Linked DNA regions of Homo sapiens: region 1 is linked to region 2. A link is a loop called in an ENCODE intact Hi-C map of the cell type or tissue named here. Cell type or tissue: Caco-2. All regions are shown on one strand. Links, peaks and the distances in the headings refer to the core of each region. The heading gives the core; the rest is flanking DNA.

Region 1 (2,935 bases), core at 335-2,834, 59 kb before region 2:
TTCTTCAGATTTTGGTATTAGGGTAATGCTGGGCTCATAGAATGAGTTAAGAACTATTCCTCCTGCTTCTATATTCTAAAAGAGATTGTAGAGAATTGGTATGATTTCTACCTTAAATGTTTGGTAAAATTCACGAGTGTTTTCTCTTAGGCCTGGTGCTTTCTGTTTTGGAAAGTTATTATTTATTAATTCAATTTCTTTAATATATATACAGGCCTATTCAGGCCTATTAAATACATATATAACATTCAAATATATCAAATAGATATTCAAATATTCATATCTATTTCTTCTTGTGTGAGTTGTGGCAGATTATATCTTTCAGGGAATTAGCTATTTCATCTAGGTTATCAAATTTGTGGTCATAAGAGTTGTTCATATTATATTCCTTGGTATCCTTGTAATGTCTATAGGCTCTGGAATTATGTCTTCTCTTTTATTTTTAATATTGTGTCCTCTTTTTCATAATTAACATGGCTAGCCACCTATCAATATTATTGATCTTTCAAAGAACCAACTTTTTCATTGATTTTCTCTATTGGTCTTGGGACTTCTTTTTTTATTTTTCATCTACCTGGGTTAAGTACTTAATTCAATATTCCATATTTTAGTAAATGTGAGTACTTAGAGCTATTAATTTTTCTACAAATATAGTTTTAGACAAGTTATTAGTTTTGGTGTATAGAGTTTGTTTTCATTTTCTAGATAGTCTGCATTATTAGTTTTAATATCCTGCTTTACACAGGAATAATTAAGATAGCATTTAAAAAATTCCAGGTGGCTGGAGATTTTAAATTTTTACTTTTGTAATTTCTATTTTTCATATAATTAATATATTTTTATTTATTTAAATGTATTGAAACAGCTTTTGTGCACTAAGATAAATTTCTACAAATGTTTAATGGAAGCTTAGAAGTAAGGTTATATTAAGTGTTCTTAGATTATTAAACTTAGGACATATCTTTTAACTTTGTTCATTGTCTTTTTCACATGCTTTAAACCAAACTTTTTTCAATTTCATCTGTCAGTTAATATTTCCTGAATTTTTAAATTTGCTTTTGTATTCCCTGTAGGTTTGCTTCTTGAATTTTTATATTGTATTACTTAGTCTAGAAAGATTAATCCCAATTAGATCTTCAATACAGAGGCTAAATTATGCTACATTATCAAGTAATCCCAGAATCACAGCAGTTTACTCAAAAAGTCCATGTGTTCCTTAGGTTACATGTCCTTTGAGGTTTAGTTACACCTTGTTCCACATCTTCATTCTGGGACCAATGTTGAGGGAGCAACTTTCATTTGACACATTCTATTCTTAAGGTAGAGGGAAAAGAGAGAAGGCAGAACCATGTGATAATGCTTGAAATGTCTGTTCTAAAGAGGCACCATTATTTCCACTCATTTTTCTTTCACGGATCAATGCAAGTGTGGTTGTCAACCCTGACATCAGTGGGGTAAAACATATATTTATTCTGCAGGGACAGGTGAGTAGAGAGGTACCTGGTGGGAAACAGTCCAATAAAGAGGCACAACAACTGTTTTGCCTTTAATACATAATTAAAAGGACAAAAACAGCTGTCTTTTTTAGCAGATGTGAGCTCCCTCTAGAGACTCCTAGAAAAAGTGTGTCAGTGAATTTTAAAAGATCAGGACGAGCATTTCTCTGGAATACCATCCATCAGAGCCAAAGAGATCCTGTTTATATGATTGGCCTAGGGGAATGCTGAATATACTGAGCTAAGTCCATGTGAAGACTGTGTCCATCTTCCCTACTTTCATAAAGGATGACTTATTCTTAGGGTGACTATATTCTTTATCACATGGACTGGGATACTCTTGAGAACAAAGGGGAGTACTCTTGATAATTATATTGGACCAACAAGTAAGCCTTAGCTGATCAGGACCTATAGTCACTCTACTTATATGTCAATACCATAGATTGTAATAATTTTTTTATATTTTAATGTATTGATTCCCAGGCATGGGGTACCTTCATCGGACTCATCAAAATTCTAGAGAGCTGTTACAAGTACAGCTTCCATGGACCTTATCTATAGAATTAAAATCTCCAGGAATATTTGTGGCAGAGTGCATTAACATCAAAGCATTCAATGTTCCTCCATACCAATCACCTCCACTTCTGGCCACTCCTGCAGGAATTTTGTCCTTCCTACCCCACTATGAAGTTTAGCCATATGACTTGCTTTGATTGATGGAACGTAAATAGAGTGAAGTCTAGTCATAGCATAAACTATACGAGCCATTATGGGTTCCCCTTGTCTCTGTTTTCCCTCCACCAGGAAGATCAGCAATGTTTTTGATAAGGGCTACTCCTTTAGCCTTGGTCCTTGGGGCTCAGAAAATGATACCCCAAAATGAAGGACTCAGAGGCAAAGTTTCTTTCTCATCCTCCCCTGCCTTTCCATCTCTCACCCTTCCTTCTCCCCTGAGGCAAGCCACGGAAACTAGAATTCCTCTTCACCAAGACAGGTCATAGAAACCAGAACCCCTTTTCCCCAAAGCCAGCCATAAAAATTGGAGTAAAGGTTTCAGTAAAAATATTACTCCAACCTTTCCCAACCTTTCTGTGTAAAAGCTGGCCATAAAGAAATTAAATCCCTTATTCCTGAGGGGTCCCACCCCATACCAGGAAGGAAGAAATGCTGCACAAAGAGACCAAGAAGAATCTAAACAGGCGGGCCTTGCCGAATTTCCCCACTTTGTCTCTTCACGTTAGATTGTACCCCTGTGTTCAGTCGCATTTCTACACAACTGTCCATACTTCTTTGAAACTAAGCATAAAAATAGATAGTTTTCCCTGTATCTTTGGGTCTTCATTCTGAAGGCTCCTGTGTCAATGCAAAGCTATACTCCAATAAATTTGTCATGCTTTTTTTTGTTAACCTGCCTTTTGTTACAGAGGTGTTCGCCGTGA
Region 2 (2,935 bases), core at 132-2,631:
TACATTCTACTGTTAAATACCATTATTTTTATAGTAGGGAAAAAAAGCAATAACATGATCTGTGCTGCCACAGGCTTTCTTCTAATGGCTCCTGATACAAAGGTACAAAATTTTCTTCATGGTCTGCCTAGGAGTGAAATCACTGGGTTGTGTGGTATACAAATGTTCCACCTTTCAAGATAATTTCCAATAGTTTTCCAACATGATGGTACAACTCTCCTTTTCAATGGAGTTTGATTGTGAAATACATGGAGAGAGTGAGTTAGTGCCAGCATATGATACAGGCCAATGTCAGTATAAGCAGAAGCCCTAAAGTAGGGAAGAGAATGCTGTTCCTGAAAGATGCAGAAATAGCAACGTCAGAGATCCAGAGCTATTGCTAGGTCCTGAAGATAGTCCAGTTGCTAAGGCTGGCAATGGGTAGGACTTCCAGTAATGTGTTGCATAGAAATGGTGGTATTCAGCATTGTTTTCTCCTTCTCAATCATAGGAGGAAAGCTTTTATTATTTTACCATAAAGTGTGTTATTTCTTGTAGGTTTTTTCCTACATTAAAGAAGTTCCCAGTGAATACTAGTTTCGGAGGACTTATTTTTTGAGTCAAAAAATGGATATTGGATTTTATGAAGTGCTTTCTCTGCGTCTATCAAGATTATTGTAGTTTTTCTCTACTTTTTGCCACTAATGCGGTGAATTACTTCATTTTTCATATATTAAAGCAACATTGCATTCCCAGAATACACCTAAATTTGTTGTGTTATTTTCTTGAGGATTTCTGCATTTATATATATATATGAGACAAACTAGATTTCAATTTTTCTTTTTTGAAATCTCCTATACAGAGTTTGATATCAATGTTACACTGGCCTCATAAAATGAATTGGATGTTTTCCTTTTTTCCTACTTTTGGGGAAATTGTGTTTAAGGTGTTAATGAGTCTTCCTTAAATGTTTGTTAAGACTTTATTATTGAGTTCTTCTGGGGCTGGACTTTTCTCTATTGTTGTTTTTGCTGTTGTTTTATTATAGACTAAATTTCTTTAACAGAAAATAGACTTATTCAGATTTCCTGTTTTCTCCTATATCAGATTATACATTTCACCTAAATTTTCAAAGGTATTGCAATAAAGTTGTACATAATATCCTCTTATCATTTTAATGTATGTAGAATCATGATGTTGATAATATTTACCTTCTCTTTTTCTTTTATCAGTCTTGCAAGATATTTATAAATATTATTAGTGATACAGGAGTTAAGAAGAAATTAGGCAGATAGTGAGGGTAAGAAAGTCCTGGGTAAGGTTTTCCATTTAATGAAAGCAGCCCCAAATTATCGTCTGTTCTAACAAAGAGCTGCCTGTAAAATTGAGCTGCAGACATAGATGCTGGCAGTTGTGCCACTCACGTTCAAGAAGGCAGCTCCACCTTCCCTTCTCTTTGTCAGCCACGTGTATTGTAAGGAGCAGACAAGTTGGCCCAGGTCAACTGGAAACCCATTTGCATAATAAAGTTAGGGTGGGGTAGCCAGCCTTCCCTGTGCAATATGTAAATGTCATACCTGATCGAACCAATCTGTAAGCCCTATGTAAATCAGACACTGCCTCCTCAAGGCTGAAGATAAAGTCCAGCACAGCCGCCACCAGCCCACCTTTAATCTTGGCAGTCTCCCTCTCTCACTAGAGAGAGAGCTGTTTTCCTTTCTCTTTCTTTTGCCTATTAAACTTCTGCTCCTAAACTCCTCCTGTGTGTTTATGTCCTAAATTTTCCTGGCACAAGACGACAAACCCCAGGTATTTACTCCAGACAATGTAGCCACTTCATTAGTACTAACTTTCCTGGTGTATTTTTGTTTTCAATTTCTTTAATTTTTGTTCTCAAATTTTCCTTTATTCTAGAATCTTTTAGTTTAATTTGCCATTTTTATTCTAATTTTTTGAGATGAATACCTCCATAATAAATTACCAGACTTTCTTCTCTTGCAATATATGCATTTAAAACTATAAGTTTTCCTCTGAGCACTGCTTTAGCTGAATTCCACAAGTTTTTATGTGATAGTTTCATATTATAGTTTTAATCATGATTTTTGCTTTGACATGTGGATTACTTAGAAACGTAAAATCTTCTATCATTCAGGGATTTTTTCTCATTGTATTTTTGTTATTTATTTCTAACAATTTTACTATGACGATAGCATATACTTTGTATGATTTAACATTTGCGAAGTTGTTGCGGCTTACTTTGCTGTCCAGCTATACATAATGTTGTTGTATTCCATGTAAACTTGAATATAATATGTATAATACAATTGCTGAAGGTTATGTTCCAGCAGCATGTTTTATACACACATACATACATGCACATAGCAAAGTAAGCTAGCTGTGTTCTAAATTTCTGTGTGTCTGCTGATTGTTTTCTCTGTTGTATCAGTTACTGAGACAGGTATATTAAATTCTTCTATGATCATGGTCTTGGCAATTTCTTCTTTTGAGTCCGTCAATTTTGTTCTACATATTTGGACACTACGTATACGAATTTAGGAGTGTTATACATTTCTGGTGAATTGTATCTTTCATCATTTGAAATATTTCCCTTTATTTTTAGTAATAATCCTTGCCTTAAAGTTTACATTATCTGTTATTAGTATAACTCTGTAAGCTTTCTTTCTGTTGGTGTTTGCATAGAATGACTTTCCATTTTTTTACTTCCATTTTTTATTGGTGTTTTCACAGAAAGACTTCCCATTTTTTACTTTCAATTTTTCTATGCCTTGTATTTAAGGTGTATTACTTGTTAGTTTTATTTTAATACAATCTAACAATCTTGGTTCTAGTGTGTTTTGCCTAGAACAGAGAAATAATTTTCATTGGAACATTTGGTCCATTTGAGTTAATATAATACTGAAATATTTGAGATTATATCTACCATCTTACTCCTCTT

What was found. A loop is a pair of places that touch in the nucleus more often than their neighbours do. Peaks named below come from ENCODE experiments on the same cell type or tissue, not always from the same donor. Only the 100,000 strongest peaks of a DNase experiment are listed, where the experiment ranks them.
Region 1: it touches region 2 in a loop (2.4-fold over the local background); 4 of 110 quality-filtered maps call a loop at or near these places.

Annotation. Positions count from the first base shown.
Region 1 is chr4:158,267,145-158,270,079 of GRCh38, forward strand. No RefSeq gene overlaps it. Among named protein-coding and RNA genes, the nearest start is that of TMEM144, 58 kb to the left of the region's middle. In Caco-2, for the core only: a CTCF peak has its summit at 1,591; no DNase peak of the experiment used is centred there.
Region 2 is chr4:158,326,203-158,329,137 of GRCh38, forward strand. No RefSeq gene overlaps it. Among named protein-coding and RNA genes, the nearest start is that of TMEM144, 120 kb to the left of the region's middle. In Caco-2, for the core only: no CTCF peak of the experiment used is centred there; a DNase peak (open chromatin) is centred at 1,529.